Regions from separate parts of the Mus musculus genome. Here all the other regions are linked to region 1. The links are chromatin loops, found by intact Hi-C in ENCODE. Cell type or tissue: left cerebral cortex. All regions are shown on one strand.

Region 1 (4,000 bases):
CAGTGTTTAACTTTGAAATGGGAGGTATGGGTTTATAAGTTCTGTCTTAATTTTTGTGGAAAACTTTTGTTAATTTTGAACTATGTCCCAAATGCTCACCAGAGTGAGGTAAGAAAGCAGTGTGAGGGAAGACAGCGGCTTCTCTGCCTCGGGGTCCCACTTGCTCCCCAGCAGGTGCCTAGCAGGCTAAGGCATCTCCTCTTCCCAGCTTCCACTCTAGAGAGAAATGGTACACGTGCCCTTCTAAATCGAGAAGACCTTTCACGTCCACTTGAAATGTTAAAAATTAGGTACTTTCTTTTATCCCACAAGAGATTATTAAATAAAAGTATGAAATTCAGGGTCCCTTGTTTCTAAAAGAAATTGTAAACTTACTGAATTAAAGTCAGTGTCAAAGATTCAAGAATTTTTTTTAGCACTACAAAAAAAGAGTAGTGGGGGAAAAGATATCTGGAGATAATAATAAAGTCAGGAAACAGAACAGAGGGCCTTCGTGTCTGTCCAGAGGGACCACCATCTTTTAATATAGTCTCTTAAAAATACATGCATTGCCACACTTTTCATTAGCCTTAATTTTTTCATCAATCATGTTAATTTATACAGAGGGCACTTAATAATAGCTAATTAACACTTATGACTTTTGAAATTAAAAGACCTTTGGAGAGATTACTGCTGATTGGAGAAAGGATTTTTTTTTTTCTGTTCCTCTCATTTTTAGAAAAGAGAAAGATAGAGCAAGAAGGTGTGGGGCCTGGGTGTGTTGTGGAGAAAGCATCTTCCTGCCTCACAGATGGCTCAGCACATGTAAATGTGGGATGTGTGCTTCAATGCCACCGTAGGAAGAAAGTGGTCCAAGTACACAGCAACTGCCATAAATGAGGTACCAAATACAAACTGGAGGTAATCTCTAAATAGACCGAGACCTAAAGGACATTTATACAGGACTAAGTCTAAACCAGGCTACCAGCAAACAGCAACAAAAATACATTTTCACTCTTTTTGAGTAAAACTAATTCCATTAAAAAAAATCACAATTTACAAAACTGAAATTTATTTTAGTGTGATATGCTGTATATAATTACTTTACCTGTAGCACAGATTTCTGAGTTTGCTCTCTGTGCCAAATTTACCAGTTATGCTTACCCATATAATTTCTTTATACGTTTCTGCTTCAGAACCTGTGTTACTAAGTAGACTTAAGACATAATTAGATTGATGGGATCTCATTATGTAGTTCAAGCTGGCCTTGAACCAGAGATGCTCATGCCTCTGCCTTCCCATTGCTGGAATACAGGAATGAAAGATCACATCTGCCCCACCTCCCCAAGTTATAAATTGTATCTTTTTAATGTCCATAAAATGCTTCCGGCTGAGTGTTTGCTTTGTGTCATTAGCATGTCTGTTATGTGTGGATATGCGAGTGCACCCATACATATAACATTATATATAAATATTATATATATAATAGTACATACATAGTACATGTATGCTCATTTAAATTTATAGATTTAAATGATCGTCCAAAATATTTTTGCCTACCAGTAGATGTCTCCCTTCCCTGACAGAAGGGCTCAATCTGTAGGCCAGTCTGAGGTTTTCACCAAATCTGGCTTTTTGTGTTGCTTTGGTTTTGTACAAATGGAGAAATCACGATTTAAAAAAAAAAAAAAAAAAAAAAAAAGGAACTGTTCACAGTGAAGCACCCCTTGTCCTTGTCAGTCTTTAAAATGCCCCCTGGGCCTGGTGCTGCACTCTTAAATGAAAACCATCACCTGGTCCCACTTAAGAGGACGCCATGGCAAATTCTCATCTCTTCCATATCTTTCAAGTATTTTAATGTCATCTAATGGTCTATATGGGACCCAAGGTGTGTCAGTGATTATCTGGGGTAAAACCGTGTAAGCTGTGGGTTGTGAGCCCGACATGGATAGCACAACTGACTATGGGAGTTGAAAAATGGAAACAGTAAAAGGTATCTGCATGCACACCAACCCCAAATGGACTTTATTATCAAACACACAACGGCCCTGAGATGTTTCTGGCACTGCTTGCCGAGTTGCATTGTGGGACTTTACTACCGTGGTACTCCTGAAAACACAGCATACAAACTTCGCATATGTAGACCACTGTGCTCGGTGACACCAAGAGATGCTCCCTGAGACTCAAAGGCTGATGGTCGCCGTTGTTGCCTGGGGGACTGCAGTGGTTTTGGCATACATACATATGTTCTCAACCTACAGAAACCTAATGGTTCCATTACAGAAAACAGAATGTGGACTTAGCGCCTTATACTAAAGTAGCTCATTAGCACCCCCACCTCAGTGTGCAAATGTGTAAATTTACTTCCACCTTTAGTTAATAGCAAAGTGGTAAGCATATGAAAGAACTGTTTTAAAATCAATTCCTTTATGATTTATTAACTGTAAACCTTCAATTATGTATCTATTTTGCATACCTGTGTACCTTGAGGAAATATACAAATTTCTTGAGAAAGAAAGAGGTCATGAGTGAAAAAGTTTAAGAAGTTCTGGTTTAGGGAACTATGGAACCAGAAGATCTAAAGAGAGATTAGGGGATACATTTCTGAATATAAACAAAGACGAAAATTGTACACATTTAGATATTTAGAAAATTGTCGATTTAGAAATCATTCAGATTACTAACGAAGATTGAGGATTCTTTCAGAGATACTTAAAATATTACTTTTCGTAGTGAGTGCTGTGCCAGGACCAGACACCAAGCCCGCTAGGTTGGCACCATGTATTGTATGAGGCAGCAGATATCAATGGCACCTTTTAGAGGATGTTACAGCATGTACCAATCTCTTGTCTTTTCTCTGGTACTGGAACTATTAGTTCCAGGTTAACCATTTTAATTGCTCATGACATATGGCATCTTTTGTGTTGTGTAGATTGGGATTTTGCCTACTATACAATAATGTTCTTCTACTATTTAAGCAGCCAGTGTCAATACTACTCACTAAATTAGTAGTCTTTGAAAATGTCATTATAGAAAAATACCTGTACTGGCTGGTTTTGTGTGTCAACTTGACACAGGCTGGAGTTATCACAGAGAAAAGAGCTTCAGTTGGGGAAGTGCCTCCACGAGATCCAGGTGTAAGGCATTTTCTCAATTAGTATCAAGCGGGGAGGTCCCCTTGTGGGTGGTGTCAACTCTGGGCTGGTAGTCTTGGGTTCTATAAGAGAGCAGGCTAAGCAAGCAAGGGGAAGGAAGCAAGCCAGTAAAGAACATCCCTCCATGGCCTCTGCATCAACTTCTGCTTCTTGACCTGCTTGAGTTCCAGTCCTGACTTTTTTCAGTGATGAACAGCAATGTGGAAATGTAAGCTGAATAAACCTTTTCCTCCCCAACTTGCTTCTTGGTCATGATGTTTGTGCAGGAATAGAAACCCAGACTAAGACAAATTGGTACCAGGAGTGGGGTATTCCTGTGACAACCTGACCATGTTTTGGGGAGGACTGTGGAAGAACTTTGGAGCTTTGGGCCAGAAGATCCATTCAGTGTTAAGAGCTCTGTGAGATGTTGTGTAGGAGCTTGGAAGATAATGTTGAGAACAGTGCAGAAAATGGAGGACTGTATTGTGAAATTTCAGAGGGAAAATTAAAGACTCTTTTCAGGGCCATTGCTATTTTGGATTGTGAAGATTCTGTGGTTCTGGTTAGCTGGGGCTGAAGAATCAGCTGTGATTAACAAGATACCAGAACTACTAAAGTGAAAACTTTTCCTTACTGGGACTATTGATGCTAGTTAGCTGGAGCTAAGAAATTAGCGGTGATTAAGAAGAGACCAGCATCATTGAGGTGACATCTTCTGGGAAGTGTTTTCTGAGAGCACAGAGGCTGTGTTCTAGAGATAGCCAAGGTTGTACCTTGTGCTGTGGCTGGACTTGGTAATGTGTAAGAGTTACCTAGGTGGTACTGGTTTTGAAGGCGTAAAGGGGTCATGCAGAGCAGCTGAGGTCACAGAAGCACTGTGAGAG
Region 2 (4,000 bases), 84 kb after region 1:
CTTCAGATTGTAACCACCCCAAAGGAGAGCCAGAAGTATCCTAGGATAGGAACCAAGACTTCAGTTTAAAGCCTGTGGACCTCTTGGCTACCTTGAGTTTCCAGGTGACCTGCTTGGTCTTAATTCTAAGGCCATCTTTACCCCAGCCATGAAGAGTGACAAGCGATCACAAAAATGCCTTCCAAAGCTCAGGTTCCTGTTATGGAGATGTTACTTATGATGCCCCATGCTGTGCCCCGACAGCAACAGGAAGCATAGCTGCTTTAATGTAGTGTGTTCCACCTGAACAGCAAAGCAAGTATGCTCTTGCTGTCTGTCTGTCTCTGTGTCTGTCTGTGTGCCTGTCTCTCTCTATCTATCTCTCTGTCTCTCTCTCTTTCACACACACAGAGACACACACACACACACCAACACACACAAACACATTTTCCTATATAAAAACAAAACCAGAAGATGTTTTTATCTTTAGAATACTTTAAAATCCAGTAGGCATCTAAAAGACACAATTTAGAAGACTAGGGAAATAGCTTAGGAATTAAGAATGTGGATTGCAAAGTCAGGTTCTTAGTACTCATGTTGGGTGGCTCACACTCCAACTCTAAGGGGATCTTGACCTCTGCTGGTATCTACCTTCATGCACTAGTACACACACACACACACACACACACACACACACACACACACACACACACACACTTTCTCCCTCTAATATTATACAGTTAAAAATAAAATAAAAATATTTTAAAAGACATTTGAATAGAAGGAAAGACCTTGGTCTTACACTGAGAGAATTATGTACAGATGTCATGTCCCTAAATTAACTTAGAAGTCAATGTCCCACCAATCACAATCCCAGTGGAATCTCTAGTTTATGGGAGGCTTCTAGTAACTCGTCCTAATGATGGGGAATGAATGAAGCTGCTCATGTTTCTGTGGGTGGAGGCAGATATCAAGGTTAGAGAATTCAGTTCAGACGCTTCTGTGAGGATGTGAGATCTTTTTTTTTAAAGGCATCTAAAACAAGTGGGAAGGGTGGGATGTGTAATATACAGAATTGGGTTTTAGCAGGAACTATTTAATAAAAATTGGAAATTATAAAACTAGTAAGTAACATAGATGAAAATTTTAAAATCTTGAGTTGGAAAAGGCTTTGACATGTAGCCAGAAACCATCAATAAGAATTATAAACTTCCACATTGAGTATAACCCAAAGAGGAACACAAACAGAAGAAAAACAATGTCACAGAGGATTTTGTAAACAGATAAAAGATTACCGAAATTAATGAGAAAAATATTGATCAGTTATACAATGAGCTCTTAGCAATGACAGGCTTTTTTCTGACCTTTTTTCTGACCTTCCACAGTATTCTTATGTTCACGTCAGTGATAAAGTAGATTAAAATGCACATTAAGTCTTTGGCACTGTAGCTATTTCATAAAACCAGCAGTGCGCCTTACAGACTCGAGGAAGTGCTGGGGTCCTCACCATCTCCGAGTTGGAAGCATTGTGCAGTTTCATGGCCTTCTCCTGAACGTTCCCAATGACAGCGTCTGCACACAGCGCCAGGGAGATAAGCATCACACCTTCAAGGAATAAGAGAGTGATCCTCTTTAAACACGCGGACGGGAAGCAAGGTTGGCCAGAAATCTAACTGGGCTAAACAAAATCAAAAGCATGCTGTCACTCCCATTTGGCTGGAATGCTGCCTACTCTGATCTGTAGCTTGCTTTGGTAGGCACACAGTAATGATATTAACATAAAAAAGACGGACACCACCAAACTGATTAATGCTGCCATCAGGACCACACTCATCACAGTTCTCCTTTTAGCAAGGATGGTGTGATGGAAGAACAAGTGTAGGAGAAAGAAACTCTTCGATCTACTGGGACTGGGAGCTGCACAAACGATCAGAAGGGGAAAAGAGAAACACCCAATATTTAGAGAAAACACACACACACACAGTGTCTTTCTAAAATGTTCAATTTAAAAGGAACACACGGGCATTTGCCAAGGTCACTTCTGGGGCATGGCTCCTGCCTGGAACTCTACACTGTCTCCTCTATAAGTCGTACTCATGTTCCCCGACCCACGCTTTCCAGGGAGCGCAGTTGACAAGTGCAGCTCCAGCTCAGGATCTGCCCTCGATTCCGCAGATGTCTCAGCTGCATCTAATGCAACAGTGACTTCGTTAGCCTGCCAGTCAAACTGTCCCAGTAGCTGATCATATAAGCAAACGTCCCTTTCTTTCATGTCCTGAGGAGAATGTGAACAGGATTAAGTTATCGCACACTAAATAGCATAGTTTGGGTGATAGCACTCACTCCTAGGAAGCAGCACACAGGTGTTCATGAGAACGACCAACCGTCATCCCTGAGCCTCACATAGGAAGGAAAGGGAGTCACAGTTCTCTCTGTGGTCTCATGGCCTCACAGGCTGAAGTGTAAGCCAGTGGCTCTCACCTTCCTAAAGCTGTGACCCTTCAGTACAGGTCCTCATTTGTAGTGACCCCCAACCATACAATTATTTTCATTGCTACTTCCTCAGTGTAATTTTGATGTTATGAATGGTAATGCAAATCTCTGACATGCAAGGTATCTGCTACGTGATTCCTGTGGAAGGGCCATTCAATCCCCAAAGGGTCAGCTGTGAACCGCTGCTCTAAAAGCAGAGGGGACCAGTGCCCACCAGTTTCTTTCATGAAGTATGCTGGGTTGTATTTCTCCCAAATGTAGTCATGGAACTCAGGACGTAGAAGCTCCCAGTGCCCGAGGTGCACCTTCCTTGGCTGTCCCGCCCGTCCCTCTGCTGCCCTCTCACTGCTGTGTGTGTGTGTGTGTGTGTGTGTGTGTGTTTTCTCAGCCCTGAGGTGATGTCACATAAAGTCAAGACAAAAGCAACTAACCCTTGGTGCTCTTTACCCGAGAGTGGGCCTGATTTGTTCTGGAGAGTTCTGATATCTGTTGATACGATCTCTTCTTTCAAACGAAGACCATCGTTCTTAATTACTAAAGAGCACAGCAAATGGACTATTGAAAGGGAGTGAGTACACGGAGTGGGTAAGGTTTGTCTTAATCGTTTGGAGAGTGCTTTTCTGACTCTATTGACTTGGAACAGCACACCCTGCCACACCCAAATGTTATCATTCTATAGCCAAGTGTTGCTTTCAACACTTCCTAGTTTCCAGAGAATCATTTTCCATCTAGTCACACTCAACTTTACACGCACGCACACGCGCGCGCGTGCGCGCGCGCGCGCACACACACACACACACACACACACACACACACACAGTACAGTACAGTCAGAAGCATAAATGGGTCACCAAGAAGTAGTGAATACTGTACAGCAGAGAGTCCGAAACATAGAGAGGTTGATTTCACTGTTTTTCGTAAAGGTTAAATTTAAACAGGACTAGGATACAGTTTATAAACAGAATGAGTACACAGTTATGATCACCTCAAGCACACCGTTAGCCTGGCCACAGGGTAGGGGGGAGTGTTATTTGCAAGCTTCGAACAGCATGAAAAATGGTTCCCACACCTTCTGCCATCTCCTCCTCTCCTCCCACCAGCTCTGTAGGAGGCAAAGTGTTCTCTCCATACTACAGAAGGAGAATAAAGGGACTGCAAGTCACCCAGAAATTCTTGGTTATATTTTTACTAAATTTAATCTCACTCATTGCAAATTCGTGCCTTTTCTAACTTTGTTTTTCAACTAGAAGAGCCGATGGTGTCTGTTTCAGGCAACCTCTTGAAATGAAAGTCTGTGATGTAAAAATAAAGATTTCCTGAAAATTCTTGACTCTTGACGGCGAGAGGTGTGACTGTGAGAACACTCTGTATATGCAGGGAGGTTCCGATGAAAGCTGAGACCCCAAGCCCCCAGGACTGTGGCTGCTAGAGGGCTGCCCCCAGGCCCAACTCGTTCTATTTAAACACGGAGAACAGGCTGGTAACTAAGGCTAAGAAGACTGACTGATAACCGGTCTGACTGATGAAA
Region 3 (4,000 bases), 150 kb before region 1:
GCCCTGGAATCCATGGTCTGAACATAGATCCAAAACCATGTGCAAGAACAGTCTGAGAAGAATGCGCCTTCTCACTACCCTTACCTTTTAATTTTTATTTCAGTGGTATCACCAATTTTGACTTATTTTTTTTCCCTTAGCTTTTTAAGTGCATGGAAGTGTTGAGTCTCTTGTTTTCTCAGAAGAGATTTTTCTCCTATTTCACATCTCTATTTTTTTTGCTTTCGTTCTCTCTAAAATACAATTTTTTTTATATAGACGCTTGCCTTTTTCAAAGTAGTGAAAGGACATCCAGTGGAAATACCTCACACAAAAGGAGATAATAATTGCTGGTTTGCAAAGTGTACGTTCTTGATTTTATAGCTGAAGTCTAAAAAATGAGCCCATTTTTTTCTCTCAGCTGTTCTAAACCGAGTGACCATATGCACTGAGAACATGGGCTTACATTTTAGCCCTTTCCCACTAAAGAGCAGCTTGAGCTTCATTTCTGCATAGATAGGAGCAATTTTTCTTTCTTTTTCTCCTTCTCTCCTTCTCTCTCTCTCTCCCTCTCCCTCTCCCTCTCTCTCCCTCCCTCCCTCCCTCCCTCCCTCTTTCTTTCTTTCTTTCTTTCTTTCTTTCCTTCCTTCCTTCCTTCCTTCCTTCCTTCCTTCCTTCCTTCCTTCCTTCTTTCTTTCTTTCTTTCTTTCTTTCTTTCTTTCTTTCTTTCTTTCTTTCTTTCTTTCTTTCTTTCTTTCTTCTTCCTCACTTTCTTTCTTTCTCTTGCATTGAGATCAATAACCCACTGCTTAATGGTAAGTATGATAACTTCATAATCCACACTTGAAACTCAAATACCATCACCTTTAGTACCTCAGCATGCCAATGGCAGAAGTAAGTGCTGTTCATTAAGATCCCTACAGAACCGCCCACACACTCCTCATCAAATCACGGGCGACAAACTGGCTCACTATGTTTCCACAATAACATGGAGATTGGAAATGCAAAAGTTAAATATAAATCTTCATAGAAGTTTCAGTAATTTTTAATAATTTGTTCTTTTGTGGCACGCATATGTGAATGATATATATTTCCTACAGCAACAGGAATTCATTTCCCCACATCTGTAATATCTGCAGTAAGCTAAATTAAAAATGCATTTGTACTTGTACAGTTAAATGATCATATTTAATGAAATGTCAGAGATGAATCTTAGCAAGTAGCTAGGAAATTATTTTAGAGGGTACAGCATTTTATTACTTGTAGTCAGGGAAAAGCGTAGTGATTAAACAAATGGTTTACTGCTCTGAGGTGGTGGCTGCATAAAAATAGGAAAGGATTGTGGCTAGACCAATACCACCATTTTTCCATCCTTTGACCTCTTTCTTCTGTGGCTTCCTCCACTCTTATGAAATCTTTAAAAGAGGATTTATATCTTTTTAATGTATGTGTGTGTGTGTGTGTGTGTGTGTTTGAGCCTGCAGGAATATATGTGCACCACGTATATGTAGGTACCCACAGGGGCTAGAAGGTCTCAGATATCCTGGAACCAGAGTTACAGGTAGTGCTGAGCTGCCATGTCAGTGATGGAACCTGAGCCCTCTGCAGGAACAGTAAGTGCTCCTAACCAGTGAGCCATCTCACTCGCCCTTCCTCTGGAGTCTTGAACCAGTGGGTCACAGTAAGAGGGACATAGACCATTAGGAACTGGACATGATGCAAATGTACCACTCATAGTAGGTCCACAACCAAGTTTGCATTAGTCAGTCTTCCCTTTACTATAACAAAATACCTAAGGTAGGATGAATGATAAAGACAAGACATCATTGATTGACCTTGGATACTGGAAGCTAAAAGTCCAATTTAGGCAACTCTGCTTGCTTGGGTTTTGACCAGAGCTTTGAGGTCTCGTGATTGCCAGAGTGAGATTGTGAAAGGTTCAACAAGTCAGACCCACTCCTTTATTTTCCCTAAAGTAAATATCTGTTTTGAAAAAGGATTACGTATGTGTGTGTGTGAATATATATCACATGTGTGTGTATACCCTTGGAGATTAGAAGCAGGCATTGGATCCCTTGGAGCTGGAGTTATGGATGGTTGTGAGTCAGCTGACATGGGTGCTGGGAAACATGGGTGCCCAGAGCCTCTGAAAGAGTGGATTCTTGGGTGTTGTAGTGGTTATTCCTGGTTGTCAACTTGACTATATTTGGAATGAACTACAATCCAGAATTGGAAGGCTCACCAGTGACCCTTATCTGGAGGCTTGGAGATCCTTATCTGGATCTTGGTTTGAAGATCTTGAGCCATAGTGGCTATGGATTCCAGAAGATTGAATCTCCGAGTTTAAGGAACACACCTTTAATCTGGGCTACGCCTTTCATCTGGGATTAAAGGTGTGGTGGAACACACCTTTAATCTGGGCTACACCTTCTGCTGGAGACAATATAAGGACATTGGAAGAAGGGAGTCTAGCTCGAGCTCTTGCTCCTTCGCCTGCTTGCTGCGTGAGACTGAGTAACTGCTAGATCCTTGGACTTCCATTCACAGCTGCGACTGAATCATTGTTGGGAATTGGGCTGCCAACTGTAAGTCATCAATAAATTCCTTTACTATCTAGAGACTAGTCATAAGTTCTGTGACTCTAGAGAACCCTGACTAATACAGGTGTTGAGCTTTCTCTCCACGCCCTGACCTGTTCTTTCCAAGGCCAGTACCATCATTATTTTGTGCTAAGTCCTACCTCATAAACACTAACCATTTCTCAGCATTCTACCTAGAGGGAAAGACTTGCAACAGATGGGTTCACTCTAGTCGTATCTAATCTAGGCATTTCTAAAGCATAGACAGATGGGTTGAGCAAGAGACTCAGGTCAGTTGGATAAGAATAGTATCATAATTGCTTTTCTATTCCTGTGATGAGACACCATGACCAAAATAAAAGAGAGTTGGCAAGGGGTGGGGGACTGTAATTTTCAAAGGGCCCATCTGCAACCACCATTGCAGGGAGCAAGATAGCAGACAGGCAGGCATGACAGTGAAGCAGTAGCTGAAAGCTTGCATATTGATCCATAACCACGAAGCAGAGAGTTAATTGGAATGGTATGGGCTCATTCAAAGACCCACCCTAGTGACATACTTCTTCCAACTAGGCCACATCTCCTTCCCAAACAGTTCCACCAACTAGGGACCAAGCATCTAAGTATACAGATCTATGGATGCCATTCTTATTCAAATCACTACAAATAGCAATTCGTTTGTCAAAGAAGAATGGACTAGGTCAGCTACAACTTCATCCATCATGGGCATTTGGCATGGATTTTAAGGAAACTAATGCAGGAGGATGATTGAAGGTTTGTAAGGGTGTTGTGGGTAAGCAGGCATAGGGAGACTGAGGACAGGCAGTATTAGTCAAGGAAGGAGCAGAGAAAGAGGAGAGAGCTTGAAGGAAGAGCACAAATCAGCTGAAAGGTCACTGTGGCTATCGTGTGAACAGTGAGACCTTAATTTGATACCAGGACAGGACCACATTGACACAAATCTCACACACACAATTAGATAGTAGAGCCCTCCAAAAATAAGAATAAGAACAATCAGTTGATTTAGCTCGTATTATGGCTTGAACTATGGTCTCTATAAGACACACTTGGAAATCCCAGGCCTTTGTATCTTGTCCTGTGCCCTTATTTGGAAATGGGATCATTACAGATATAAGTATATAAGGAGAGGACATTCATGAGTGGGGTAGGGTCTTAATGCAGTATGCCTGGTGTCCTCATAAAGTTGTGAGTAATCTGCAGGTAGAGGACCATATGACAGCAGAGGTGGAGCTTGAAGGGGCACAGCTAAAAACTGAAGAGGCTTGGGCAGACATCAGCACCACCAGAGGCTTGAAGGAACAAGGAAGGATTCTTTTTAGAGCTTTCAAAGACCAAGTATCCCTGAGGACATTATGAGCCCAGACTCTCCTAGAACTGTGAATCAGGAAGTTGCTATTGCTTTAAGTAATCTGGTTGTGGAATTC
Region 4 (4,000 bases), 1.9 Mb after region 1:
TTTTATGATAATGCCCCTTGTAAAAATGTGAAGTATGAGTATACTGAGCCCTCTACAAACCTATATGCTGACTCCAGTTCACTCCCATACAGTTATCTGAGAACTACTGAGACTATTAGTAAAAGAGGTAATTGAATGTCCAGACTGGTGGCCGGTCCTCTCTATACACATTTCCTAAGGAGTTAATACATTAGTGTGTATCTTGGATTAAAGATCTGATAAGATTTTTTTTTTTAAACTAATAAATGTAAACTGAGAGGACAGAATGATCAGTGATGTTAGGTAACCATTGCCTATCTTGGTCAGGAAGTGTAAAGAACTCCAAAGTTAATAAAAGGCTCTTTAATGTTGTGTGTGTGTGTGTGTGTGTGTGTGTGTGTGAGAGGCAGAAAGAGAGAGAGAGAGAGAGAGAGAGAGAGAGAGAGAGAGAGAGAATGTGTCCCAGCAAGGAGCTCAACCTCTACTGAAAAGAAAACCAGAAAATGAATGTTACCTAATTAGGCAGACCTATGCCTGCCCGTGTCTTTAATGTGCTGCAAAGAGTCTGGACACTGTGGGGCTGGAGAGTTAGGAACACTAGATGAGGCCACATGTATATCTTTGATCCCAGCACTCAGGAGGCATAGGCAGGCAGATCTCTGAGTTCGAGGCCAGCCTCGTCTACAGAGTGAGCTCCAGGACAACCAGGGCTATACAGAGAAACCCTGTCTCAAAAAACAAAAACAAACAAACAAAAAAACAAAAACAAAAAACAAAACAAAACAAAAAAAAAACACGTGATGCTCTTGCAGAGGACTCAGGTTCCTAGCACTCAGATGGCAGCTCACAATCACCTGTAACTCCACTTTCGGGGTATCTGATGCCCTCCACTGGCCTCCAAGAGCACCAGGCATACACATGGATGCACAGACATTTATGCAGGCACAGACATTCAGAAGTGCAAAAGACTCACATACACAAAGAATAAAAATAAATGTGTGTTTTTTTTTTTTTAAGAGTCTGGACAGAGAACTAATATCTTGTGACAATAAAGTTTCCCTTTCAATGTTGTCAGTGTGTTCCATGCCACCCACTCCAGTCTGCCCAGTCCTCACCCTGGTCCCTTTCCTGCACGCAATCCTACAGTCGTAAGTCTTCTGGGTAACTGGAGCTACAGACGCACACAGCTGTATTAGGCTATTTGTCCCGCCTGTCAGAACCAAGCAGATATAGTAGGAAGGCAGCTGAAAATCCAGTAATCACAATTTGACTGAGACGTACTAGGGATGAATAAGAAACAACAAGAAGAAATGAAATCATTAAATGAGCAAGTGTTTAAAAATTTTTTTTACCAAAAATCCATACGACAAAAATGTGTTAGGACAGTAGCAAAAAGAAATCTTCCCCAAGTTTCGTGATTCTTAAATCTTCACACCATACCGAAGCTCACAATTTCTGTAAGGATGCAATTGAATGTTAGCATTCAAAAGGGGGGCAGGCTTCTGTTTTTAACATTTAGTTATTTACTTTTTTTATTGTGTGCATGTGCTCATTTGTAAAGGTCGGAGGAGAGCTTGCAGAAATCCTGCTTCCCCTTCTATCGTGTAGGCCTCAGGGACTGAATTCAGGTCATCGGGGCTTGGTAGCAATCACCCTGACCTACTGTACTAGCCCGTGGTTCCTATTTCTAAGGCGTGCTTTACACCACTTCTTAGCAGAGGTACATTTAGAAACTGATTGAGCCGTGGCGAAGGACATATCTTCTAAAGTCCTCAACCTCTTGTTGAGACGGACAAACAACAATTAATCTCAGGGCCATCAAATAAACAACCCCAAGACAAACCTCCAATAACTCCTTTCCCTAACGTCTTGAACTTCTGTTGGCCAACGAACTAAATATTTTTCCTAAACCTTTGCTGCCCTCGTGTGTCCCTTCAGAAAACTGACGGATAAAACTAAAGCCTGGTCTTGGACTTCGGGCAGGAGGCGGGCTGGGGGGGGGGGGGGGGCGGAAGGCGGGGCTGTTCCGCACTTTAGGTCCCGTAAACACAGTCAAAGAAACCTGGTAAAGGAGCCATGGTCAGGAAGAAGGACCAGAGAAAGAATGTGGAAATGAGGAGGGAGGGTCTGACTTTTGCCACGGGCTTCTGGGATAATCCTGTCCTGCCTCAATTCCTTTGTCCCAAATTCTTCCAACTTGAAACCAGTAGCAACTGGTAGGAGGAACAGGGAGATCTGCTCTGAGGTCTCATCTAGCTCTTAGACTCAGTCATTCTCCTGGAGGGTAATAAAAAAGGAGTTTGGGAAAACCCAGTTACCCGTCTCTAGCCAAGCCATCAACTTAAAGGTCAGTGTGCCAAAAGCTTGTGAATGCCCTTCCTGTTTCTTCATCGGAATCCATGACCTCCGCTTTCTGTCATCTTGGCAAACCTGCTCCAGTTGTCCGAATAGCTCTGACGAGAACGACTTCGGTTCTGTAAATGGCCAACCATTGTGCTCTGTCCCACAGTAACTTAAAAATAAAAACGGCCTTCTGTGGCTACAGGAGGAGTGAGGAGGAAGTTACTGTCGCTCCCCATTCCTCTCAGGGTTTGTTTTGTTATGAAGTAGCCAAGTGTATAAAGAGGAGATAGGAAAGGAACCTCCTTTGCCCAAAGGGATGGATCTTGGCTTAAGCGTCACACATTTGGGCAAGTGAGATGGTTCTTTGGATAAAGGCTCATGCAGCCAAGCCCAGCCACTGGATCCTGATCCCGGGGATCCACATGGTGGAGGCAGAGGCAGGCAGATTTCTGAGTTCGAGGCTAGCCTGGTCTACAAAGTGAGTTCCAGGACAGCCAGGACTATACAGAGAAAGAAACCCTGTCTCAAAAACAAAAAACAAACAAACAAAAAAAGACAGACTCCAGCGAGCTGTCCGTCCTTGAAGCTCCACACTGTGCGGAGCTGGAGGCAGCACCTCTGGAGAGCTCTTAGGACAACTCTGTGGGATTTGTCCTCTCTTTCCACCTTGGGAGTTCAAGAGATCCCCACCAGGCATGGCAGAAAGCATGGTTACCCACAAAGTCATCATTCCTGCCCCTGACAAGATAAAAAAAGATTCTCACACTTACTGGTTCACATCCTTGTCTACAGGAATTCGGATGCTTCTGGGAAATCCATAAACACACTGAGAGATGGCTCACTGATAAAGAGGAGCACACTGCTCTTCCGCAGCAACTGAGTTTGGATCCCAATCCCTATGTCAGGAGGCTTACAGCTGCTTGCAGCTCCAGCTCCTGGGAATTCAATGCATCTGACCTCAGCAGGCACCAGCATTCACGTGCACATAGATCCCCCTCCCCATTTATGTAATTAAAAGAATAAAATAAATCTTTAAATTAGAGAAAAAATGACTAAGGCCAGGGAGAGTATGCAAAGATTCAAGTTTAATTGCTTTAGAGATTGGCAAATTTTTGAAAACTCCATGGTTTATGGCTAGGCCCAGAGAGTGGCACTATTAGGAGGTGTGGCCTTGTGGGAGTAGGTGTGTCAATATGGCTTTAAGACCCTCATTCTAATTGCCTGGAAGTCCGTATTCTGCTAGCAGCCTTCAGATGAAGATGTAGAACTCTCAGCTCCTCCTGCACCATGCCTGCCTGGATGCCACCATGATCCCATCTTGATAACGGACTGAACCTCTGAACCTGTCAGCCAGCCCCAATTACATGCTGTCCATATAAGAGTTGCCTTGGTCATGGTGTCTGTTCACAGCAGTAAAACCTTAACTAAGATACTGGGTCATAAATCCGGTTATGTACAACTTGAAAGGAGGGATGGAGAGGGAGGCAAGGTCTTATGTGTGCCAGGCAGGCCTCAGACTTACTAAGAAGCCAAGAATGATCTTGAACTCCTCATCTTCCCTTTTCCACATTTTAAATCCTACGATTACAAGGCATCCAACACCACATCTGTTTTGGAGCAGTACCTGCCATCCCACGGTTTCCCGTGGTGCCAGGATCGAGCTCATGGCTTCATACAC
Region 5 (4,000 bases), 100 kb before region 1:
ATTGAAGAGATATAGCTCTTTCAAGATGAGTGCTTCCAATGTTGAACTTGGAATTAAATGTGGTTCTGCCTCCTTGCCACCAGGGGAAGGGTACTGGGATAAACCTGGGTGTGAGACGTAGCACATTGCAAAGATCAACAAACGTGAACAAAATTCTTGGCTCTCCTCAACCAGTCATTCCTGACCCTGCCACTCCAAAGGCTAATGCATTTTGTAGATCATGTAGAGACTGCAAAGGCAGCCTTCTTTGGGGATGTAGTCAGTTCTGCTGCAAAAGCTGTTTATTGATTCTTCAGGTTCGGACCTAACATAAATCATGCAAAAAGGCAAAGGCAGGCTGCTCAGAGTCCCCACAGCAGGGGGCAGGGGAGCAGGCTTTCTTTCCACAGTGTCACTCATGCCGAAACATTTCTGAAAATTAATCAATAGTCAAATAACTCAAGTGACAGATGGATCCTTCTGGGTCAGACCAATGTCTCTAAGATGTCACACAATGGAAACACTGGCTATGCATAATGCGTTCTATTTGATATTAGTTAAGCTTTTTTACTGATCCTTTCCTGCTTCATTCATCCTTTTCCATCAGTCTCTGGAGACCTGGCATCACATTAAGCTACTCACCTTCTCCTATAGTTTTATAATAGAAAGTAAAGTTGTTCAGTCTAAATCAGTTAAAAAAATTATATTAGGTTATATTAGAGAGGATTTTTATAGATCATACAATACCCACTGTAATTATAATTTGATTTTCTTTTAGTTCTTTGTCTTTGAAAGTTTTCAGTGAAGATTTTAGTCTTGGGAACTTTATCTTATAGAATAGGCTATTATCTACTTTGCCCACCTGTATAATATTTCTCTTTTATTTTCATAGTGCCATGCACATTGAACATGTCTGTGGAAGCTCATACCCTGTCTTAGTCAGTGTTCTATTGCTTTGAAGAGACACCATGACCAAGGCAATGCTTATAAAAGAAAGCATGTAAATGTGGACTTGCTTACAGTTTCAGAGGCTTAGTCCATTATTATCATGACAGGGAGTGTGGTGTTAGGTGGGCAGGCTGAAGCAGTAGCTGAGGGGTTTACACCTGGTCATAGGCAGCAGCCAAGGAGACTGGGCCTGGCATGGGCTTTTGAAATCTCAAAGTTTATCCCCAGTGATATACTTTTTCCAACAAGGCCACGTCTCCTAATCCTTCTAATCCTTTCAAACAAGTTTGTTTCCTGCTGACTAAGCATTCAAATATATTTGCCAATGGGGTCATTTTCATTCAAACCATCACAGAGCCTTTCTTTTACTACAGATCTTAGGGAGATGGATCATAGTTCAAATCCTATGCATGCTCTTTGCTAATTGTATGACTTAAGCAGGCTTCCCCCCAAGCCCCTCCCACACCCCCACCCAAGATTCCTATCCAAGCATAAAAAGGAATCAGAGAAGGATCTGTTAGAGTGTCCATGAGGGGGAAATGAACTATATGAGGCTCTATGTGACACAATTTGGGAAAACACTCTGTTGTCATTGGCTGGGAAGACAAACTGGAATAACTGGTGACCAGTGCTGAGGGAGACCTCTGACTTATGCTTTGATTTCTGTGCTGGAAGGAAACATCCAAAAGAGAAGAGATGTGTTTCCCGCGTAGAAGAGAGGCCAGTCCCAGTCACTGTTGGCAGAGGTAAAGGGACAGTAGTGCCATATTGTGCTGAGGTAGATACTGTGTTGATATCTAATGAGGTAGATACTTGGTGTATTGCCTATAGAAAACCCTCTCAGGCTGGAGATATGGCTCAGTGGTTAAGAGCACTGACTGCTCTTCCAGAGGTCCTGAGTTCAAATCCCAGCAACCACATGGTGGCTCACACTATCTGTAATTGGATCTGATGCCCTCTTCTGGTGTGTCTGAAGACAGCTACAGTGTACTTATGTATAATAAATAAATAAATCTTAAAAGAAAAGAAAAGAAAACCCAGAATGTCCATCTTCCTCCCAGGGAACCGAAGGCTGGCCTTCTGCCCACACACCTGACTTGGTCAGAGTGCAGAGAACCTACCCTCTGCTCTGAGGCTGGGGTTCTCCTACTTCAGCATGCTCTACAATCACTGAAGGCTACTGACTCAACTTCCCCAGGAATTCCTGAATCAGAAATAGTCTGAGGTGTTCTGGTGTTTGCCTAAGAATGAGAAACAGAATAACTCCCCACCCATTCCTCTGCCCCCACGCCCCAACCCCTTGCCTCCCTCTCCCACCATTAGCTCATGGAATTATATAAGCTTCAGCAGCTCCAGCAGACAAGCAGGTGACACGAAGAGCCAATGGCACATCTTGAGTCAAAAGACCTGAAAAAACCAAGAAAGTGCCACACCAGGGTATGAAGCCAAAGGATTAGGACCAGAATCTGAGACTGAAGGAAGTGGGAGACCAATATCCCTGGATGAAGATTGGCAGAAAGAAAAAAATTATTTCTTATTCTTGTGTTGTATTCAGGTGTTCTGTGGATACGGTTAGGACCACCACCTTGGGGAAGAGCAATCTGCATTATCTAGCCTGAGGACTCAAATGTTAGCTAACCATCGTGGTGTGTATATGAAGTGCCCCTCCCCCACCAAAAGCTCATGTATTGAGGGCTTGATCCCAGGTAATGGATCCAGTTATTGAGAACTGATTAGACTTCTAGGGCCCTGCCCTAACTAACAATGTCAATATTGAGACAGATGCACTGTCTGGAGGGACAGCAGACACTTGTCAAGGTGGAACTAGTTAGGAGAAGTAGCTCCCACAGATGTCTTTGCTGTCTGATGATCCCATCCTCTATCTCTCTTTGCTTCCTGGTTGCCACCAGGTAGAGTGCATATGAGCAGGAGCTGTGCAGAGTTCCTACTGGCACAGGTAAGAATCCAAAAGGAGAAGAAAATCCTAAAGACTCCAGCCACAGCCATTAAGTACCAAGCTGCTTAAAATGTCATTCCGTTTATTGTAATGGGATGTGTGAAGTTCCAGCCAGCACTTGCAATTTAGATCTCGTTCCTGAGGGAATCCCACGCAGGTCTTTTTTTGTAGGATTTATTCTGAGCCTCTCCTTACTTCTGGACTCTTGAAGCTGTTAGGTAAATACAAGTCTGTGCTCCGAGATGAGGTTCTATCTCCTTTAACTCAATGAGTCATTTGTCAGCTCTGAAATGGCCTAATGTCCCCAGTGCTGCTGCAGTACCCTGTACTGTCTTGTTCCTCATCCCCTGTGTTCCCTGCCTGCTTACTGTGTATGTTTTCATGTAGCATGGCTAAGCCATTGTTTTAGTTACTTTTCTGTTGCTGTGATAAAACACCACAACCAAGACAACTTCTGAAAGCAAGCATTTGGTTTGGGGTTTATGGCTGCAGACGGTTAGAGTTCATGATGGTGGAACAAAGGCATGATGATAGGAACATGTGAGGATTTACATCTTGATCTGCAAGTAGGAGGCAGAGAAAAAGACACACTTGGACTGGACCTATTTTGGAACCCCAAAGCCAACCCTCCTGCCAGTGGTAAGTTCATGCCTTCTAATGCTTCCCCAACAGTTCCACCAACTGGGGACCAAGTACCCAAGTACATGAGCTTATGGGGGGGGGGCATTCTCACTCGAACACCATAGCCGTAAACATTCAGGGTGTCAGCAAATGATTTGTGTGTATGGTATGTGTGTTTATGTGCGTGTGTGCCTGTGTGGTGTATGTGTGTTTCTCTCTCTCTCTCTCTGTTATATTCATTCATGAGAATATATGTGTGCTCATGCATTTGAATGTCTATGGACACATGAGGGCAATGTTGGGTGTCTTTGTCTATTGCTTCTCACTTTTTTTTTTGAGTTAGTGTCTCTCACTGACCCTAGAACAGTGGTTCTCAACCTGTGGGTCATGAACCCTTCCAGGGTCAAAGGACCCTTTCACAGCGGTCACCTAAGACCACTTGAAAATACAGGTATTCATGATACACTTCACAGCAGTAACAAAATTAGAGTTATG
Region 6 (4,000 bases), 100 kb after region 1:
AATAAAATGTAATATAGTTTTAAATTATAGCCAACCTTGTAAGAGAATAAAGAGTGATGTTTAAGGGCTGACATACAGTCTATTTGCTATTGAAGTTCTAAAATAAAGTGTGAGATTCAGGTATGAGATTCAGCAACAACATTCCTTAGGCTGAAAGAAAAAAAACAATGTGCGTAGCCCAGGCTGGTGAGGAAGTGAATGACAGCTCTCCTGTCTTAGTGTCTTGAGCACTATGATAAAAAGCATGAGCCATCATCATGACTAAGAAGTCTTACCCTATGAAGGAATTTATTCTACTATAACATCTTTGGAATGTAAAAGGCAGAAAATATGTCACTTTTTTTTTTTTGTCACACACACACACAAAATTGTGAAGGCACCACCGATGACTGTCAAGTTTCTCTCTGCATTTATATAAGTGGAAAAATAATGACTTCTATATAAACACTAAGGGACGTGCGGAATCATAGAGCACACACCGGAAGGAAGGACTATCTTCCATGACAGTCTCACTGCTGGCATTTCAGGAGTACAAATCTGAGGGGAGGAGAGAACAATTTTGGCAGGAGGCTTCACTTAAAAATATAAAAGAGACTGTCATGTGATAGTTTGAAGTGACAAGAACTAGAGTCACCTCTTGGTGGTTGCTTCTAGTTAGCTGAGCTGCGGACATTAAGGAGAACTCATCAGTCATACCAATGGGGGCAAGGTTCTGTGTACAATCAAACTAGTAATATATAAACACCAATACATTTATCTGTGGGACGCATGCCCTGTGTCTGAACTTTAGAAATACTTTTATTTCCTATGTCTTTTTATTCTTTATTCTGCCTTCCCTTCCTGTGCCTCAATCATTTGTATTTCTGTAATTGTTTTTATATGTCATATTGTAGGACATCCCTGAAGTAGAATTTTCATGATAAGCTATGTTTTAAATTCCCCACCTCCCATTGTCCTGTGTTTTAATACTGAGGGGGAAAAAATGTTCTGGTCTGCTTTCTATGTCCACCTCGACCGAGCACAGGTTCTGAGCTGCTCTTCCCTAAGTTCTTTCAATGAAAGGCCTACACTACTCATCTGCTCCTGAGTACAGCAGATTTCCAAAAGCCACCTGTTCATGCTGTCCCTTCTGCTTGATGTCTTCTTTCTTTGGGTCAGATTTAAGTTCAGTGTTGACACCCCCTCTCTGCTGTGACATCAAGCATTAATGCCTCTGGTTAGAAGACACAGGCAAGAGCAAACCTTACTAGTTGCTGCACCTTGGTATCTGACATGTATTTTTTATCCATACCAGAGAACAAATAAACTGGCACAGCTATGACAGCCACTCTCAAACTCCAGCTCACAGCACCCGTCGCCTGGACACGGTTTTGAAAGGACCGTGATGTTGGCAAACTTGTTTAGCAAGAATGAAAATCCACAGTAGATAAGAACAGGGAGGAGAATGAGATACTGATGCTGCAGGTAGGCAAACATGCACACACAGAGTGAGCCTCAGAAAATCCCTTCCCCACTTTTACTGACATCGGAATATTTATGCAGAAGGCAACTCTTTCCTAACATTGCTCTCTTCTGAAATGTTCAGAGTTAAATAAAATGCCAAGTTAACTAGCGCTGACAGTGGAAGAAAGCACCCCATGATTTGGAACTTTGCGTCTGAGCTCTGGAGCCACCTGAGGAGTCTTGGGCAAAGTCAACTCTCTGAGACTCAGGTTCTGAATCTCTACTGGGCAAAGGAAATGCAAGGGTTAAAGCATCTCTGCGGGATCTCTGAGACAAGTGTAAAAGAGCACAGCACACAGTATGGCATCCCAAATGCGGTAGCTTTTAGTATCCAGCTTTTCAGAAACACTGCTGAAGAGGTCTGGTGTGCTTAAGCTGACTCATCCTCCGGACATGGAATAGGAAACGGGGATCTGGAGTTCCCACCTAGCCTTCACTACAAATGTCCCTTCCGTCATCCACTATCAGAAAAAAAGATTCTCTTGTGCTCTGTTAAACATGTGACCAACATTACTCCATTCCACTCTCCTCCACTTTAACACTCCTACACACTTCCTGGAAGCCTTATGAGATGCAGTTCTAGGCTGCAGCACTACCCTCTTTAAAACACGTCCAACACAACACCCATCTCTCCTGAATTCTCTTTAGAGAGCACTTGTGCTAACAAGGAAATGGAGCCACTGTCACTGCTAACACGACATCTCATTACCACCAAACCTGCCCTGTAAAAGTCTGGCATTCAGTGTGCAGCTTTACACTACACTACTGATCAGAATATCGCTGGTCAGAAAGCATGAGTGAGGAAGGCCTCTGCTACTCTCAAACTCCGATCTCCGATGCTTGCAGTCTCACTTCTGTTTCTATTGTTAATAATTGATATTGTTATCTAAAGAATCAGAGCCAGGCATGGAGAGATGGCGTGGTGGTTAAAAATGTTTATTCCTCTTGCAGAAGTTTGGTTCCCAGCACCCGTCCTTGTTAGGTTTGCAATTGACTATTACTCTACCCTCAGATTCCCATCAGAACCCTCTCATGCATATATCCACAAGTACATTCATACACACACACACACAGACACACACAGACACACACACTACAAATAAATCTTATACAAACGAACAAACAAACAGGGACAAAGTCCTTATGGTACGGGGGGGGGGGGGGGGGGGGGGGGGGAAGGAGCCTGAACTACACAGAGAATTTAACACAAGGCTGGGCTACAGAGATCTTGTCTCCAAACAAACAAACAAAAGCTCAAGAACAGGATTACAAGTTTTCAAATCAAATAGCCAACATCTTGCTTTGCTTTAGAGACTCATAATACCCTCTGAAACTAGAACAGAAAGAAGTTGTGGAAGTGGATTGCTGCCTTGGGTCTCTTCTTAAAGCGCAACAGACACTTGGCACATTGCAGGGAGACATAACGGCTAAAATGGAGGTCAAAGAAGTGCTTAGAGTAAGTAAACACATACTGTGTGTGCACACACACAATCGGAAACAGGTGATGTTGCCTTACAATGACACACTGAAATAAAAGCTTATTTCTTTATACAAGTCTGTGTGTCTATGCCACAGATGGCAAGCAAGGGTCAGAAGACAACTCCTGGGAACTGGTTCTCTGTCATTTCACCTTATTGGTTCTGGGCTTGGCCACAGGCTTGGCCTCAGGTGCTCTTACCTGTCAGCTTGCTGGCCTCACCTTATCTCTTAACCTAGTCTTTTTTTTTTTTTTTTTTTTAATGTGAAGGAGGTACGCTTTCTATTACAAAGCTGGAATGGGAGGAAAACTTATCATGTGCACAGCCTGGAAAAGTCCCAGCTTCGCCAGAAACCTGCAACGCTCTAGTAACAATCATGTCTTCACAACTGGGTTCCAGGTGTGGGATAAGATCAAAGAGCAGAAAAACAAGATTGTGATTTCTCCCATACCTTATCACACAAAAGGGTGAGAGACTGGTGATTTCCGAAACTCTATTCCCCTCAAGGGCTAACAATAGGATTTAAAGTAGACTTTAAGCAGAAGTAATGCTATCTAAAATATTTTTCAAACGTTGTCAGTGTCTTTCCCCTCCAAGTCTCAAACTATCTCAACTCACTTGTAACAGAAATGTTTAACTAAAATTCGGGATTCTGATAATCTACTGTAGAAGTAACGCAGATGTAATTCATTCAAACACAAAAAACCAACCAAACAAAAAAACTCAAAACAAACAACTCATGATAGTAAACTAACAAAATCTTTCAGTGTTTTTCCCAAAGAAGAGAAAAGGAAGGAGGAAAGAAGGAAGACACGGAAAGATAGACAGACAAGGTAGGAAGAAAGAAAGGAGAAGAGAATTCAGCTGTAAAGCCCGAAAGAACGTACAGGGATTTCAGCGACATAAACTTAGCAGCCCTGCAAGAACAGTCAACTCGCTGCAAGGCAAACAGTCACCAGGTAACGGAGAGAGCGGACACAGACCCGGAAATGACTCTGAACTGCAAAAACAGCCAAGGG
Region 7 (4,000 bases), 1.9 Mb after region 1:
TGTAAGGCTTTTTGTTTTGGAGAATTTTATCAGGAAGCTCCAAGGGGGCAGAAGTGTGAGGTTGGAGGAGGCTGTTCCTGCAAATAAATCAAGAAGCCAAGTGAGGGGAATGCGGTGACCGGCTGGCTTTCTTCTCTTTTTTTAGTCTGGTTTCCCAACATGTCAGATGCTTGCGAGCTTCCCTTTCACAGTTAATCTGCTTTGGAAATACTCTCCCCGACACACCTCAAGGAGTGCCTCATCACTATTGTTTGTCTCTAAAACACCCTCCACAGGTTCCTGCTTTGAACCACTTCTTCCACGGGTGGTGGGTTGTGGTGCCTAGCTGAGCGAAGTCACCAAGTCACTAGAGGTGGCCTTGAGGGTTATACCCACCCCTTGCCCTTTTCTTTCTACTTCCTGGGACGTGACCTTGTGAACTGTCCCAGGAGCAGCCACTGCTCCAGGGACTGCACTGCTCTGTCATGCCTACCCTGGTATGATGGACCGTACTCCTTAGAAACGGAGGGTCCAAACTTTTTTTTTTTCCTCTCCCTTAAGTTGCCGCTGATGAATATTTTGGCTACTGGGACCAAAAAGAAACTTAACCTTCTGATTTTGGTAGTCTGGTCACACAGATGAGGAAGAAAGAGACCCTGGGTTCTTCGAGTCAGGGAGACTCGTTGGTCAGAAAAGGACATCTACCAAGCACCTGGAAGAAGGGTGGGGCAAAGAGGAAAGAGGAGGCTCGCTTCCAGTGAGAGGTGTGAGCTGTGACATCCACAGCTGCTGTGACCCCAAATGAAGCAGATCTGGGCTGTGAGGACAGGAAGTAGATCCTGGGCAGGAAGTCAGTGAGTGGGGAAGATCGGAAACCAAAGGGACCTTGTAATCAGAGCGTCCCCACAGCCTTAACCAACTCTCCCTACAGCACCTCAGCACTGCAAGCCACACACTGCCCGAGGAGCACTAATTCCTATGGAGGACGTAGAGCCAATACTTTGGAGTTGTTCTGTTAGGGAGGGCCTAGCACAGGCTGGACAGCTTGAAGCTCAGACATCTCTCTCACAGGTTCTCAAGGCTTCAAGGCCAAGCTTAAATGGCCTCCAGGGCTGGTTCCTGGTGGTAGCATTCTTTGTGGCTTGAGGACAACTATGTTATTTTTAGTTTTTTTAACTTTATATATTACTTACTTGCCTATTTATTTACATAGTTATGTGAGTCATATTATGTACCTCACAATGGCCTTAAACTCACGATCTTCTTGGCACAAACTCCTGAGACTGGGGATCACAAGTACACATGATAATGTGCAGCTAGACAGTGAATCTCCTGTGGTGTTCTCATGTGACAGTCTACCCCTCACCTCTGTATGTGTGAGAGATTAGAGTCCCTTCCTTCTTTCCTTCTTCCTTTCCTTTCTTCTCCTTTTCACCTGCTTGTTTTCTTCTTTGGGATGAGACCAGATCCCAGGCTCTTGCACAAGCTAAGCACCTGCTCTGACCCTGAACTACATTCCCACCCTTCTTCTTCTTCCACGAACACTAACCCTGGCTGGTTAGGGCTCTGCCCTGAGACCTATTGCACTTTTCTCTCCATAAATACTCCTTTCCACATACAGCTCTGTTTGGGATTTCTCCTTGGGCCTACGACTGTGTGAAGGAACACTACTACATCAACAGCAAAGCTGCTAGCTCAAACCACCATCTGCCCATCCTTATGAGGCTGTGGTTGTTGTTGTTCTTCTGTGGGTTTTATTATTTTATAATGTACAGTACAACTCATAATCAAAACATATAGAATTGTTATTCAGAAGTTTAAAAACATATTTATTTAAACAGCTCTAGTCAGCATCTTCAGAAATGCCAGTTTTACAGAAATTGGTCAACACTGCCATCTACTGGAATTTTGTTCAAAGCTTGCTTGTTACATTTTTATTTATCTATTTAAGGCTGTAACTTATCTGCTGCTATCATTTTTTTTTCTCCTTTTTTAATTTGAGTAGAGGATGGTCTGGCTACTTAATCCAATCAATATCCTAAAAGATACACAAAGATCCTAACATCACAGGTATGGTCTCATTTCTATTTCTATTTTTCTATTTCCAAATCTATACTTGTAACATGTGGGCAAGGGATGAAGCTAGGACACTCTCTTCATAATTAGGTTGATTTTGTTTGTCTATCATAAAGTGTTTGATCCCATAGCTCACCTAATCCATGAACCAGAGAGGGGGGAGAGAGAGAGAGAAGAGAGAGAGGGGAGAGAGAAAAAGGAGAGAGAGGAGAGAGGGGAGAGAGAGAAAGGAGAAAGAGAGAGAGAGATACCAAGAAGATCTGTGATGGAAAATGAATTTATGACCCAAACTTAACAAATACTCTCCCACTGGCAATAAGGACCAAGTTCAACATTACAGAGTTGGTTTCAAAGGCTTACAGCACTATGGAGATGAGTGCATTTCTGCAGAAAGTGGAAACAGCCACCTTATGGCCCAGGCACACCACTCCTGGCCATGACCCCAAGTACTAGCAGCCCTCGGACCACAACTATGCTTACACATTCACATTTGTTGCAGCACTATCCACAGTAACCAAGATCTGTGTCTTAGTTAGGGTCTTGCTGCTATGAACAGACACTGTGACCAAGGCAACACATAGACAACATTTAATAGGGGCTGGCTTACAGGTTCAGAGGTTCAGTCCATCATTAAGGCAGGAGCATGGCAGCATCCAGGCACGCATGGTGCAGGAGGAACTGAGAGTTCTACATCTTCATCTGAAGGCTGCTAGAAGAAGACTGACCTCCAAGGCAGCTAGGATAAGGGTCTTAAAGCCCACACCCACAGTGACACACCTATTCCAACATGGCCACACCTTCCAATAGTGCCACTCCCTGGGCCAACCATATACAAACCATCACACTATGAAACCAGCCTAAATGCCCATCATGAAACATATAGAGATATATAACTGAGATCTTAAAAATACTCAACATCTTTTCTTTTCCAAGAGGTGGCTTGGCTTGATTATTCATTTCTTTGTTTATGTGTATGTGTAGGCTTGTGGCTACCCTAGCACACTTGTAGAAGTCAGAGGCCAGTCCCCAGGAGCTGGTTCTCTCCTATCACATGGGACCTGGGAATTGAACTCAGGATGTCAGGCTTGGTGGCAAGTGGTTTTCCCCTGCTCAGCCATTGCTCCAGCCCTAACTGAGTCTGATCATCTGTAAAGACGAATAAAATGTCAGTTGCAGAAAGGTGGGTCAAACTGGAGATAAAGCAGATTCAGGACATAGGTCACTTTTCTTTCACATGAAGAATCTGGAGGGGAAACAGACACACAAGATGGGAGATTAACAGGAAGTAGGTAAGGTATTAGAGCTGAGGGAACATGTTGGAGCTGTCATGAGCTGTGTGGCTGTGTCCTGGAAACATGACTGAGATTATGAGAGAGTAAGGAGAGGACAGACAAACAGACAGGAGTTGATCAGGCCATGCGCTCTATCAAGACACACCAACAGCAACCTAGAAACTCAGAGCGTGTGTTATGTTCAGCTCGAATGAGGAGGCGGCAGTGGCGGGTTAGCTAATCTCAGTAGGGGAGCATTCTTAGGTTGCTTTCATCTGGGAGGAAGAAAATGTGGTTAATGGTTTCTGCACACACTGCTTGTAGCTAAGGGCCAGGCATTCCTAACATCTGTTCTTGGACCAGAGTAAGGCTTGACCACCCCTCTGACCCTGACCTGGGAAGGCCTTCCCATTCCCATGGCCTGAGGTCTGAGATCTGAGGTCCTTGAGGTGACCATGCTTGTGTCAACAATACAGAGTCACTCAGGACTTCATCTGCTTCCCATGACAGGCAGAGGGGGGGCAGCTTAGGTAATCAAAGCACATGCATATATGGAACTTGCATAATGAAATCTAGTATTTTGTACAATGATCTATACTAATGAAAATACACTCAGTGAGTAAACAAAGACAGAGTTCAGAGGTGACAGAGGGCATGTGGGGTATGAATGAGTC

What was found. Peaks named below come from ENCODE experiments on the same cell type or tissue, not always from the same donor. Only the 100,000 strongest peaks of a DNase experiment are listed, where the experiment ranks them.
Region 2: it touches region 1 in a loop (3-fold over the local background); 3 of 42 quality-filtered maps call a loop at or near these places.
Region 3: it touches region 1 in a loop (6-fold over the local background); 2 of 42 quality-filtered maps call a loop at or near these places.
Region 4: it touches region 1 in a loop (2.9-fold over the local background); 4 of 42 quality-filtered maps call a loop at or near these places.
Region 5: a loop joins it to region 1, with 12 times the contacts of the local background. A loop is called at or near these places in 2 of 42 quality-filtered maps.
Region 6: it touches region 1 in a loop (3.0-fold over the local background); 3 of 42 quality-filtered maps call a loop at or near these places.
Region 7: a loop joins it to region 1, with 7 times the contacts of the local background. A loop is called at or near these places in 5 of 42 quality-filtered maps.

What each region holds. Positions count from the first base shown.
Region 1 is chr13:38,854,374-38,858,373 of GRCm38, forward strand. No RefSeq gene overlaps it. Among named protein-coding and RNA genes, the nearest start is that of Gm46392, 5.4 kb to the right of the region's middle. In left cerebral cortex, a CTCF peak has its summit at 1,540; DNase peaks (open chromatin) are centred at 29, 800, 1,161, 1,175 and 1 more place; H3K27ac peaks cover 484 bases.
Region 2 is chr13:38,938,389-38,942,388 of GRCm38, forward strand. It overlaps Slc35b3 (solute carrier family 35, member B3), which reads right to left. Exons shown (of 10, transcript NM_134060.4): 6 at 1,487-1,584. Among named protein-coding and RNA genes, the nearest start is that of Slc35b3, 20 kb to the right of the region's middle. In left cerebral cortex, no CTCF peak of the experiment used is centred here; DNase peaks (open chromatin) are centred at 2,070 and 3,618; H3K27ac peaks cover 227 bases.
Region 3 is chr13:38,707,569-38,711,568 of GRCm38, forward strand. No RefSeq gene overlaps it. Among named protein-coding and RNA genes, the nearest start is that of Eef1e1, 51 kb to the left of the region's middle. In left cerebral cortex, no CTCF peak of the experiment used is centred here; DNase peaks (open chromatin) are centred at 397, 2,022 and 2,898; H3K27ac peaks cover 1,482 bases.
Region 4 is chr13:40,747,351-40,751,350 of GRCm38, forward strand. No RefSeq gene overlaps it. Among named protein-coding and RNA genes, the nearest start is that of Tfap2a, 16 kb to the left of the region's middle. In left cerebral cortex, a CTCF peak has its summit at 1,888 (motif pointing left); a DNase peak (open chromatin) is centred at 1,882.
Region 5 is chr13:38,750,851-38,754,850 of GRCm38, forward strand. No RefSeq gene overlaps it. Among named protein-coding and RNA genes, the nearest start is that of Eef1e1, 94 kb to the left of the region's middle. In left cerebral cortex, a CTCF peak has its summit at 64; DNase peaks (open chromatin) are centred at 2,353 and 3,056; H3K27ac peaks cover 1,750 bases.
Region 6 is chr13:38,956,199-38,960,198 of GRCm38, forward strand. All of the region lies in intron 1 of Slc35b3 (solute carrier family 35, member B3), which reads right to left. Among named protein-coding and RNA genes, the nearest start is that of Slc35b3, 2.3 kb to the right of the region's middle. In left cerebral cortex, no CTCF peak of the experiment used is centred here; a DNase peak (open chromatin) is centred at 2,004; H3K4me3 peaks cover 1,369 bases; H3K27ac peaks cover 272 bases.
Region 7 is chr13:40,756,336-40,760,335 of GRCm38, forward strand. No RefSeq gene overlaps it. Among named protein-coding and RNA genes, the nearest start is that of Tfap2a, 25 kb to the left of the region's middle. In left cerebral cortex, a CTCF peak has its summit at 1,879 (motif pointing left); a DNase peak (open chromatin) is centred at 1,864.